Regions from separate parts of the Homo sapiens genome. Here region 2 is linked to region 1. Evidence: chromatin contacts called from ENCODE Hi-C or POLR2A ChIA-PET data. All regions are on one chromosome and are shown on one strand. The core of a region is the stretch at or near the end of the contact, and the rest is flanking DNA. Distances in the headings are between cores, read along the strand shown.

Evidence for each region. Hi-C counts contacts between places; a loop is a spot of excess contacts on that map. ChIA-PET counts read pairs that join two places held with the same protein, here RNA polymerase II (POLR2A). Pooled maps may share reads with other maps.
Region 2: a loop to region 1 is called in a map with no recorded cell type, with 2.3 times the contacts of the local background. The contact joins two enhancer-like sites. A Hi-C loop is called at or near these places in 1 of 168 maps with a recorded cell type or tissue (mammary epithelial cell), 1 of 37 single-sample maps with no recorded cell type and 2 of 50 pooled maps. POLR2A ChIA-PET finds 5 or more read pairs at or near these places in 2 of 52 experiments (H1 and WTC11).

Annotation. Positions count from the first base shown.
Region 1 is chr18:36,628,032-36,634,757 of GRCh38, reverse strand. The region is part of intron 10 of FHOD3 (formin homology 2 domain containing 3); the gene reads right to left. Among named protein-coding and RNA genes, the nearest start is that of TPGS2, 200 kb to the left of the region's middle. Within about 2 kb of position 5,342, at least 3 of the 41 ENCODE cell types and tissues checked have a DNase peak (open chromatin) inside an H3K27ac peak, as active enhancers do.
Region 2 is chr18:36,416,612-36,422,872 of GRCh38, reverse strand. The region is part of intron 3 of FHOD3 (formin homology 2 domain containing 3); the gene reads right to left. Among named protein-coding and RNA genes, the nearest start is that of FHOD3, 120 kb to the right of the region's middle. Within about 2 kb of position 2,100, at least 3 of the 41 ENCODE cell types and tissues checked have a DNase peak (open chromatin) inside an H3K27ac peak, as active enhancers do.

The sequences.
Region 1 (6,726 bases), core at 4,093-6,592:
TTTGTGTTAACTCTCCCACCACCGTATTAAGGAGTACAGGTACCATCATCCTGAGTTTACACACAACCACGCCTATGCCCTCCCCCACCTCACCTGCTGCTCCTTCACTGCACACGGCCAGCCTTCCTCCAGGAGCCAGGGCTGAGCAGGTCACCTGAGTTGCAGATTTTGTAGATTAACGTCATATAACACCCCATCTCACAGTATGTCTTTTGCTTGCAAATAGATTGCTCATTGCCAACTGCTTCCAAGAAAGAGATAGGGCTGCTCTACTATTCTGCTATTCTACTGCAGACTCAGGATGAATTCTCTAATCCTGGCAATGAAGTTTTGTGGACAAGGCATGGGAAGCTGTGCTGTCCTAAAACTTAGGCATGTAAACACACCTCCTTCCTGTCAAAACATGGGAAGATGAGCTCACCCCCCAGCACAGTTCCATAAGTAGGCTCCCCGATTTGCCCACTGCTTCCTGTGGCTGGTGGAAAGATGCCAAAACTCTTCTTCACTCCTGCAGGAAAATAGAAAACAACACCCCTCCAATTGCCTCCCTCCAGCTCCCACTCCAAAGGCACAGCCCCAAGGCTTGGCTACCCGCATCCTACCACCTGCTGGGCCACTAATTGGTATGCATCAGTTATGAGCCATCAAAAACTGAGGATGGCTTAGGTCTCTGCTCCTCCACAGCCTCACGATAATTGATAGTTAACTGTGGCTTCCTTTTAACTATGAGTTTCTGTTCTCTATACCTTCCCTTACTCCATCGCCAAGGTAGTGGTTACTTATGACTAACTGGAAAGCCTTGTTCCAGTGTTGCAGCTATTGCTCTGAACATTTTCAGAAGTCCCCTCTATAAAATGTCTTCAGTGCCCATTTATGAGAAAAACAAGCAAATCAGTAAGTATGATTTCAGGATCAAAATCAAACAGTGACTAAAAAACAATACAGCTCACTAAGATTACCAAGTTCCAGTAAAACATTTGCTCTGAGTGATTTTTTGCTTTCTCAACAAATCTAATTCATCCTCAAAAGATATAACATTCTCATTACTGAACACATTCTATAGATTCAGAGAGTACTTTCAGGTATGTTAGGTTCTGAGTGCAGGCTATGGACTCTGACTGCCTGGGTCCCAACCCAGCAGAGCCTCTGTAATCTGGGGACAAGCTCCTTAACCTCTCTGTGTTTCGGTTTCCTCACCTGTAAAATGGGGACGATACTCCTACCTTCTTCATGGAATTTACAATACATGTAAAATTGTTTAGTCCAATAGCCAGTACAAAGTTAATCCTCCATAAATGCTGGTGTTAGAATAGGTAGTTAGGCAGATATGACTAGGGAAGGAGAGTATCCCCCAACTCCAGGAATGTCAGGTGACCATCAAGTGATGGCCTGGCAGTTGTTAAACTGTCTTTTTAAAATAATAATTGGTCATAGCTGGTGCCAGTGAAAGGCGGTCTCCTAAGAGAGAAAAAACACATAAAGCTAGTGATCAGCAGCTTCCCAATAAGATCTGAGAAGTTGGGTGATTGGGCTCAAGCACACGCACTAAGAGGCAAAATGGCAGAGTTTAACTGGTATATGACCTTCCTCTAGGAACACTGGAAGATAAGGGGAAACTGCCTCAAGTGAGCATGCACACAACTTCAGTAAACACAGTGCACACGCAGCCCCTCCCAAGTGCCAGCAGGGCACTGCGCATGCGGACAGCCCACCTAAGGGAAGAATCAGGGTAGAAAAGACACAAACCCTGGAACCACATCAATGTATAAAACCCCAAGTCAAAGGCCAAAGAGTGCATCTGGATCTCTTAAGGCATCTGCTTGGCCCTCTTCCAAGTGTATTTTACTTTCCTTCTTTCCTGCTCTAAAATTTTTTAATAAACTCTCACTCCTGCTCAAAAACTTGTCTTGGTCTGTCTTTTGCCCCTCAGACAAATTCTTTCCTTCAAGGAGGCAAGAATTGAGTTGATGCAGACCCGTATAGATTCGCCACTGCTAACACTGGCTCCATCCCTACCTCTTCCATTGCTTACCTCCTAGACATGGAAGGAAGAAGAGCATAGCATTTTCCCAGGACAACGCAGAGGCTGCAGTTAAAAAGAGGACACACATTGCTGAGCAAGCATGATGCCTAAAAGCCACACGGGACGGGACTCACGAATTGGACACCATAACAAATATATTTAGTGCATGTGATGAGAGGTGTCAGAAATTCAGTTAAAAGACATTTGAAAGACAGAAAAAATGGTCAAAATATTAATATCTAAAATGTGTAAAGAATACTTATATTCTACTTTGAATCTGAAGGTTTTCATATTAAAAATAAAGACTAGTTGTAGGTCAATTAAAATAGGCAAACCATTCAGGAGACAAATGAGCAAAGAATATTTACAGGCAACACTAAGAAAAGGAAATGTTAATAGCTAATGAAGCAATTAAAGTTGTACAGCCTCAGTAGTAATAAAAAAATGCAAATTACAATGCTGAGGCATTTTTCACTTTTCAATACTACAAAAATTATGAAAATCTCCTAACATTCAGTGATGATGTGGGAAAATGGTGAGTCATATGCTGACGGAGAGTAAAACCATACAGCCTTTGTGGAGAGCAATATGGCAATATCAATATTTAAAATGTAAATGTCCATTGTCTCAAATTCTACTTCTAAGAATCTAAGAGTGCTAATGCTCACAAACGTGTATGTGCACCAGTGTGTATGTTCATTACAGCAAGTTTGGTATGAGAAAAAAACTGGAACCAAGCCATAGCAAAATGTATGACAGCATCATGGTATTATGGTATATCTATATATTGGAACATTAGCAATAATTTTTTAATGTACCATTAAGCAATAATTTTTAATGTATTGATATGAAAAATATAGATCCAATAATAAATACAGCAGTGTCCATTTACTAATGGCTTACTAATTGCCAAGTACTCAGCATGTATTTATTTCCACAGAATAACAGAAATAAGGGTTATTTAGGAGAATGGTGAGGACATGGACTCTGGAGCTAGACCACCTAAACTGTAGAACCAGCTCCACCATATATTAGCTGTGGGACCTTGGGCAAGGTGCTTCAACTCCCTGTGCCTCAGCTTCCCCTCCTGTCACACAGCATTAATTACAGTACCTATATCGTGACATAATAGCAAAAATGGAGTTTGTACACTTGCAGTGCTTAGCATACTGCCTGGCAGATGATTAAGTGTTCCGTAAAGGCTAGCTGTTGTTGTGGCTGTTACTGTTATATTCATCTTTGCACTATATGGTACAACTCTCTTCATTTTACATCACACAGTTGGCACCACATCTTTAAATCCTATCATTTTTATTTAAAAACATAAAGAGTTGCTATTTATTCAGTGCCTACTATGAGCCAATGGCCATATATAAATTGGCACATAGCTATTTTGGGAGAGCTGGGTTCTGAACTTGCCCTCCCATGCTTCAATACCTCCACATCCTATGCCCAAGACCACAGTGATTCTAAACACCCCTCTGGTGAGGATTTGTGGAGACTGAGTGCTTCCCACTCCTTAGGAGCGGTAGTCTGTTCTCTGCCAGGTGCAGGCTGAGCTTCCAGTGCTGGTCTCTGCACCCTGCCCCACAACAAACCCCTGCCAGACTTCTCCCTGCAGCTCAAGTGGGCTCTCCACTGCCGCATCAGTACTCCTGGCCTGGAGCCCACCTAAGCATGGTCTCTTTTGCTCCTGGAACCAGCTGAGGCTAGGCCACATCTTCTCTCTGCTGCTCAAGGGTCAAGTATGTCTGTAGGTCAGACTACTGTTCTCCTGACTACAAGCTCAAGGCTTGGCTACAACTCCTGACTCCCACAAGACCCATTTATATATCCTTATCACTTTGCATTTATTAGAATGAGGACTTCTGTGAAACATACATTAGTCAATTTTTCTGTAACCCTAGTGTAACTTACATGGAAAAAAATTAGCAATTCTTATATGTAACTTTTTTCCTTCTTGACCATCAGTTGAAAGTATCGGCAGCCAAGAGGAGAGTTGCCCACTGCTGCTTCTCAATGCAGATTCCTCAGCTCCACTTGAACATTTCTGGTGAGACTGTGCCAGGTTCCTCTTCCTCTGAACAGGTTCGTGAAGCCTGGATGTAGACTGTCACACCTCTCTTATATAATCATTGTTCTCTCTTGCCAACTTGTTTTATGCTGGTGTCACATTCCATTATGTCAATTTTTTGGAGTGATGGATGTGTATGAAGCCGATTAGAATTGGATTTGTTGGCATTTCAGTTACTGAGAGTAGCATGAGATTAAGTCAAGGCTTGGTCCCCTAAAAGTGTTCAAGCATATTTCCTGAGAATTTGAAGCGTGAAACTTTGCTAAACGGACTTAAAATCAAAAAAAAGACTCTACTGTAAACCATGTAGTAGCCCAGAGTAACCAGTCAGCTGTGAAAGACAATTCATATCTCATTTAAGGAATCTGTTTCCATGACATTTGTTTGTAAAATGCCAATGGATTTTTTTAAACTAGAAATATATTCTATAGATCTGTGTTTTAGCTGATTATATTCTCTGAAAAAGAGTCAATTTTGACCCATGCACATGAATATTTAAGGTAGGTGCACAGAGTTCCAAATGCTTCTAAGAAAACTACCCTTTCCAATAGCCAAAACACTCTCTATCTCAGCATCATGTGGATTACATAACCAACGATCTGCCTTCCCCTAAGGCAGAATTTCTCAGATTCAACACTACTGACATTTTAAAACAGATAATTATTTGTTTGGCAGGGGGCTATCCTGCACTAAGTAGAACAGCATTCCTGGACTCCACCCACTAGATGCCAGCAGCACCACCCCGTCCCAGTTATAACAACCAAAAATGTGTCCAGATGTCTCCTAGGTGGCAAAATCACCCCGGTCAAGAACCACTGCCCGAAGGGACCACTGGGACCAATCCCGGCCTGCACAGTCCAATCTTCCCTGGACTCATCACATAGTCCCCTCCCTCTCCATGTGTCCCTCAATCTGGCTTATCTCTTGCCCTTCTCCGACCCCTCAATCTTCCTCTGTGCCCTGGGAACTCATGATCAGCCATCAGCAAAGTCCCCTATAGTCTCTATCTCTTCATGGAATATTCCTTTGACTTCCTTGCTCTAACACCAAATCTAAGAATACTGTTCCCCATAGCCCTCACACATAACACAGTGGATTCTTCTCTCATATGCCACATACTCTCCTTTGCCAATTTCCCCCAACCTCCCTCAAGAAACCCAGACCCTTGGGACAGGGGTTGGCAAACTACAGCCTGTGGGCTACATCTGGCCTACCACCTGTTTTTATACGGCCTGTGAGCTAAGAGTGGTTTTCACATTTTTAATGGTTGAAAAAAAATCAAAAGAATAATATTTCATGACATGTAAAATTCAAATCTCAGTGTCTATAAATAAAATGTCACTGGAATGCAGCCATGCTCATGCCAGTACCAGTGGCTGATGGCTGTTGACGTGCTACAAAGGCAGAATTCAGTTGAGTAGTTGCAATAGAGACCGTCTGGTACTCCAAGTTTAACATGTTACTTGGCCCTTGACAGAGAAAGTTTGCAGACCCTGCTGCTGAGGCACGTGGCACTAGTCTGGACCCTCCACTCCCTAACCAGTTGTCAACATCCACTATCTGCCAGGTCACTCTTCCACGTATATTAAAATATACACATGACTGAAAGCTGCATGGCACAACTGTTAACATTAGTGACTAAATGAAGTTCAAAATTACTTCTATAGTTTGGAATGTTGTGTGGAAATCAGCAGGATGAAACTGAAAGTTCACGTGTTAAGTCCCATGCAGTGTTTGGTATCAGAAGGACTGACACACAGAGCAGGAAGCAGCCCTGTTTTTGTCAACAGAGGAAGAACCAGGATAAACAGAATAGTTCAAGGGCAGATGGGGTACCTCAGGAGAAAGAGCACCCATGCCTGGAAGTGTACCCCATCTCTTGGGAACTTGACAGAAAGGGCTCCTGCTTTGGGCTAAATTTTAAGAACTTTCTAGCACTAAGATTTTTTCCCCTTCCAATGAAATTTGTAAACTTTAAGTGCAAAGATGAAACTCATTATGACACACATGGTCCCATAAAGATGCTTTTAGTTGACCAATGACCAATAAACTTGTACCTTACTGGGCAAATGCTCAGTGTAGAGTTGTATTTCCTAAGAAACCAAAGCAAACAAATCTGAGTTCAAGCTCTTATTAGTCTTTATTAGAATTAAAGCACATAGCTGGCTTAAGTCTACAGGGAGACTAAGCATTTCTCTCCAAGTCTTTGAATTTTTGTATTTACCTCAAACAAAAAAATACCTACAAGGAATGTAAATCAAATTGTCTCTCTAATCATCTCGCTTGAAGAATATGTTTAGGAGTGGTTGGCTGGGATGTGGTTGACTGGGAAGGAGTCTGTATACTTTGGATATTAAGAGCCAAGGGCCCAGCCCTTGGTCATAGCCCTTAGTCCTGTGATTTGGAATAGGCACTTAGCCCCATCTGTTTTCTCACTTGTACAATGAGGTTAATAAAACCTGTCCTGTCTGAATCTTACAGAGGATGATCGTGAGAGTTAAATTCAAATGATGCAAAAGGACCATCTGAGTGGAGACTGCCCTATATTTTTTTAGAACAATATGAACCCCTTTCTAAAACATATTTCTCCCTTCTTTACAAAAGTTGGCATCACTTGGGTGACTGAGTT
Region 2 (6,261 bases), core at 851-3,350, 210 kb after region 1:
CAGCTGATTGCTCATCTTCCTGATACACCCTTCCTACAGGTTTGATAAAAATGGCTTCAGTCAATGCTTAAATTAATCAGATTTAATTTATCAAATGTTTACTTAAGGACGCTAATTAACGTTTTCAAAAATAAATCAAATCCTTTGTTTCTCAAAAAGGCTTTCTCAGCCAGGGCTACTGCTGGGGCACTGGAGAAAAGCAGCCCCTTAGGTCAGCCTGCAGAGTGAGGTGGACCTCAGACCACATTCACATTGATCGGCTGCAAATTGCTGGTGGGAAAGGGAATTAGAACAAGCCCTATGGAAGGCAATTTGATATCATCTATCAAAATTGCAAGTACACAGACCATTTGACCCAGCAATCCCACCTCCAGGAATTTATCCTCCAGGTAAACTTATACATGTGCAAAATGTCATATATGCAACGTTATTCACTGCAGCATTGTTTACCATGGCCAAGAATAGACAGCAGACTAACTATCCTTCAACAGGGGATAGGTTACATAGGATTCCTATATACATGGAACTGAATATTATTCAGCTGTTAAGAAATAGGAAGCTCTTTATTTACTAGTATAGGAAGAGCCCCAAGAAATAGTAAATGAAAAAAAAGTATATATGGTATGTTACCTTTATTTTTAAAAGGGAGTAAATTACATATATTTGTCTTCATCCACAAAAACATGTGGGAATTAATAACAAGGATTACATGTGGCGGCCAAGTGGGAAGTTTGAGGGAAGGAAGCAGAGAGCAAAGTCGAAGGTGAGAGGGAATAACAACATGAGATATTTTACTATAAATCACTGTGTACTTCTCAAAGTTGCAACCATGTGAATGTGCCACCTTTTCAAAAAAATTAAATATGGAGTTTAATTAAATAGCTTTTTAAAATTAGAATAAGGTTTGTATACATTGTTGAAACATCATTGCCACTCCAAAAGTTATGACTGTCTCCCAGTCCAGGAGAGAGGGCTTTGGGGTGCTATGCTGACTCCTTTACAGGTCTCTTTCTTCAGGTACCCACTCCCCCACACTATAGACTGCCTATCCACACAGGGGCTGCCACCCAGGAACCAGCATGGACCTGCTGTCCCCTAGAACCGGCATGTGATCCCAAACTACCACAAACATTCATGGCAGTCCCAGCTGGATTTCCAGGTTGCAAGTCACTGTTCTTTTCTTGTTGACTGCTGATTCTGGAGAATTATTTCAAAAAATCTGCCAGCAACACCCCTGGACCCAGAGCTACCTTTATACATTTTCAACAGTATATGTCACCTTTACCGCTATGAAATGTTTTCTAAAGAGAGAAAAAAAGTTAAGCCAATCACTATCGTCTTTTTCATTCTAAAATGGAAGCCATAAAAACCAATCATATGCAATCTCAGTTTTGTTTTAGGCTGCAAAGTTTAACATCCTTGAAATATCAACTCAAACTCTTGGATCAACTGAAGTAAAGTTTTCAGAGCCAACTAACTTTATAAGAATAAGGACAGTCTTACAAAAGAAGCTATCCAGATGCCTCATTGGTGACTGCTTGAATGAATATTTGGTAAATTCAAAAGTATCTTTTTGTTATCTAAGCATAAAAGTTAGACTTAGTTCAATTTGTGTGTATTTCCCTACACGTGACTATCATTGTGGCAAGCTACCCTAATCCATATTTCCATTTTAAAAAATGTTTTAGTTTTTGAAACATGCCCAGGAGCACATTGTTTTCAGCTTATTACCAGAATAAGTTCAACCAGAATAGTTTCAACTTTAGTGAAAACTAAAAACAGTTCAAGCACCCGAGTGCCAATTCTAAGACCTCTGACACTCTTTCCTGATGGCCACCACCAGACTTTGGCTGAGTCATGGCCAAATTTAACCTCACCATTTGTCTTCTGGGTAAGAGAGGGTGGGGGTGAAAGAGACAGTGATAAACATAAAAAATCCAGCACTACTGAGGAGTCAACAGCTGAAATGAAAAACTAACAAGAGATGTCTCCATTTACTATTTACACTCCTCAGATCATAAGCCTTCCTACTTATTATCCTGCACTGCCACCAGACAGTCCCCCATGGTCAGAAAGCCACCAGAATGGGCAAGGAATGTATCAACCATCTAAGTGAATCACAGATAAGCTAAAAGAAACTGGCCAAAAACTAGCAGTACCACCTGACCCCTCTCCTAGAAGATGGTTCTGACTTTAGGCAAACACTGCTCTTAAAAAATCCTATAATAAGGGAGTGAGAAATACTTAACATCAAATTTCTACCCAGTGTCATCTAAGGGCTGGTTGTTAAACCAGCTGTCCCGAGCCAACAAGGGCTAGCCATATGCAAAACTACTAGCTTATATAAGATCCTCATATCTCACAGTCACCTCCCGAGGCAGCACACAGACACTGGTGCATCACCAGGTGTGGGCAGGCTGGCACTTAGAAGTTCTTCAATCACACCAGAAGGGGTGCTACAGTGTCAGGTGGCAAGTGAGAGAGGAGACTGCAGATTGGCTCAGATGGAATGATTCATTTCCTGGGTGTTCACAGCTGGTTTATGACTCCAAGGTTGTAAGTTTTGGCCCACATGACATCTGACTGTATCTGATGGCCACAGACTATACCCTCAACTGTAGCTCATCTGCTAACAAGTGTACACCATCAATTAATTCAACAGTGACATGTGCCTGGCGCTGTCACAGAGGCCCGAGAGAGTGTGGACGGATCAGTATGAATCCAGTACAACTGTAAGGAATGCCCAGGGCACACTTCCTCCCTTTCCAGGCTCCGCATTCCAAGAGAAGCTCAGCTTCATAAAACACTGAGTCCAAGAGGAGACAGAAAAGTTAATCAAGTGTAACTTAGCAGGGTAGCCGGTTGGGAGGCATCAGATGCCTCCGGAAGTCATGGAAGCCAATACAGTATCTTCCTCAAGGAAGTGGCAAAGCTTTTCTCAGTCCTACTTTAGGTCTGCCCAGTAGACCATGCTCCAGAGCTAGCGCTCCTCAGCAGGCTAGCTCCCTGACTCAAGGATCTACTCTTCTTGATATGGAAAGAAGGATAAAAGAGAGCGCACTTCCTTCCCTTCAGCTGTGTTCCTCCCTGGCCACATGTGGCCACATGAGACAATGCTGGCCCAAGGAATCCCTCCAGTCTCTGAGGTCTGTCAGACACACTAACTCACTATTTATAGATGCCCCATTCACCCACTACTTAGGCACTTAAAAGAGCATGGGTTAGTCCCAACCCAGTGTCAGCACAGATGCAGGTTTGCTTTCTGCATTTGCTCTTACAGTAAACCTAAAAATTACAAGTAACAAGTTGCTACAGGGTTCCTATTGAATATCAGCATTCTTTCCTTCCATGGTTTATATAAATTCATGAAAACATGTGTGAAGCATCTGCCTTTTTATTTAAACAGAAAGCAAGAGCTCAGACTGCTGTGCTGTGGCATTTTATGTACAAACCCAACAGCTAAACTGGGAGCTCCATCCTTGGGAGGGGCACACTAGAGTTGGGTCACTACAGCTGCCCTGGCCACCAGCTGTCCAGGAGGCCTCCACTTGAACTCAAGAGGAATAGTCAACAACAGAGCAAAGCCAAATAGAGAAAAGTGGAATAATTCCTTTTGCCTGCACAGCTCAAAGTAAGATTCCAAAGTACCCTCTGACCAAGGAGAAGACGGCAAATTATAATTATTTTAAAATTCCTTTGAATGCATCCAATGTTATTTCACAACATTTTCCTTGAATTTGATACTTGGTAAAAATTTAACATCTTTATAGCCAGACCTACTATAAAAGTAATAGACCATGATTTTAACCTTGTAAGTTCTTTTTAGAACCATACACGTTTTTTACTCTTCCCCTCCCACTGTGTTAATTCCCCCCAGACCACTATTTTAGTCTTATTTATGAAAATAAAATTCCTATTTATAGAAAGAACATGCAGATTTATTTTATTAATTTTATTTTTAGACAGGGTCTCACTTTGTCGCCCAGGCTGGAGTGCAATGGCGCGATCTCGGCTCATTGCAACCTCTGCCTCCCGGGCTCAAGAATCCTCCCACCTCAGCCTCCTAAGTAGTTAGAGCTACAGGCACACACCACAATGCCCAGCTAATTTTTTGTATTTTTATTAGAGACAGGTTTCACCATATTGCCCACGGTGGTCTCAAACACCTGGGCTCAAGAGATGCTCCTGCCTCTCAGCCTCCCAAAGTGCTGGGGTTGTAGGTGTGAGCCACCACAACTGGCAAGAACATGCAGATTTTGATAAAAAGAATTCAACCTGTGACCTATAAGAAAAACTGAGTAGCAAAAGTCAACGTTTTGCCATGTGCCTTCCACACACACTTTCATCATCATAAACCTAAACTCCCATGACCTCAATTTCACAGAAGTACTCCCAAACCTTAAACAATCTAATTCTTAAATACAAAGCTTTCAAACTAACGTGGAATATCTTCAAATTGCTTTTGCAAAAGCAACCCATGAGCTTCCTACAAAATTTCAATGAGAGAATAAAGCATTGTATTCAAACTTTCCACCCCTAAATCTTCACTTGGAATTAGACATTCTAAATAATAACCTCTAAAAAATTCCTTTTCAGAGTACATGAAAATGTGAAGCTGTTATGGACATCTATACTCAGATCACCACAACCACTCTGAATCTAATCAGAAATGGATATGTTTGTCTAAATGGATTGAAGCCACAGCATTTCCAAATTCCAAATGGCAACCCACCCTGAAGGGGCAAGAGTGTCAGCAAATCAAAGTGAGAACTGACAAGTGTCATTTTTGCCGCAAAAACCAAACACTATGATTGCACCTCGTGATATGAAAAATTATATGCATTAATATGTCTAAGACATTTCCTTTTTATTAAAAGTAACATTTTCAGTCTAAATTTCTTAAATTAGTGGTAACAATTTAAAAACAAAAAGCTCTGTAAACCAAAAAATTTTCCAGGACAGTTAATATAAGTTGATTAGCTGCATTTCAAGGAAATGGAAAGTTGGTAAAAGAAATTAAGGCCAACATTATAATCTTCTCTAAGGCAGTTCATTTACTGAGTGGCTTAATTGTTTTTCAAATATCTGGGGAGGGGAAGTTGGCTAAAGGCTTCATATTTGCTATCGTCCTTTTTTAACAATCCCTCACTAGCACAGAAATATATGGAAGAGCAATATCAACAACAAAGTGTGTGATTATAGAAAGAGGCTTCTAAGGTATATGATCTCATGAAATAAAGCCACATATATATATTCTGATTTCCTACCATTCAACCCAGCAATCCCATTACTGGGTATATACCCAAAGGAATATAAGTCATTCTATTATAAAGACACATGCACACGTTCATTGCAGCACTATTCACAATAGCAAAGACATGGAATCAACCTAAATGCCCATGAATGATAGACTGGATAAAGAAAAAGTGGTATATGTACACCATGGAATACCATGCAGCCATAATAAAGAACGAGATCATGTCCTTTGCAGGGACATGGAAGGAGCTGGAAGTCATTATCCTCAGCAAACTAATGCAGGAACAGAAAACCAAATACCACCTGTTCCTACTAATAAGTAGGAGCTAAATGATGAGAACACATGGACACATAGAGGGGAACAATAGACACTGGGGCCTATCAGAGGATGGATGATGGGAGGAGGGAGAGGATCAAGAAAAATAACTAATGGATACTAGGCTTAATACCTGGGTGATGAAATAATCTGTACAACAAATCCCTATGACATAAGTTTACCTATATAACAAACCTGCACACGTACTCCCTGAACTTAAAAGTTAAATTTAAAAAATTACAAATATGTGTATATATAAAAAACTGTGCATGTGTATGTACGTGTGTGTATGTGTATATATATCTATATGTTCTGATTTCCTTCAGTACTTCTCACCCAAGAGCCAGGGTGGGAGTGGTGGGTGGGAATGAAGTAGAATTGAAGAAATAGATGCCTCTGGCTTTGAACTGCTTGGAAAAAGGAGACTGGGCTGGCAGGAGGAAGCGCTTGTACACTCTTCTAAGGACACAGAGGTGGCTTGAAGGCAAGGGAGCAGGGGCTGGCTTTCAAAGGTTTTAAGCGACAAAGTATCCCAATCAGATCTGCATTTCAGAAAGATCACCCTGCAAAGCATATGGAGGAAGGGAGAGCTGGGAGAGAATCCACAGGGAGAGCGATGCAAAAGTCCAACACAGAGGTGCCAAGAGCCCCAGGTTAAGCTGACAGCAACTGGAATGGAGAAAGGACTC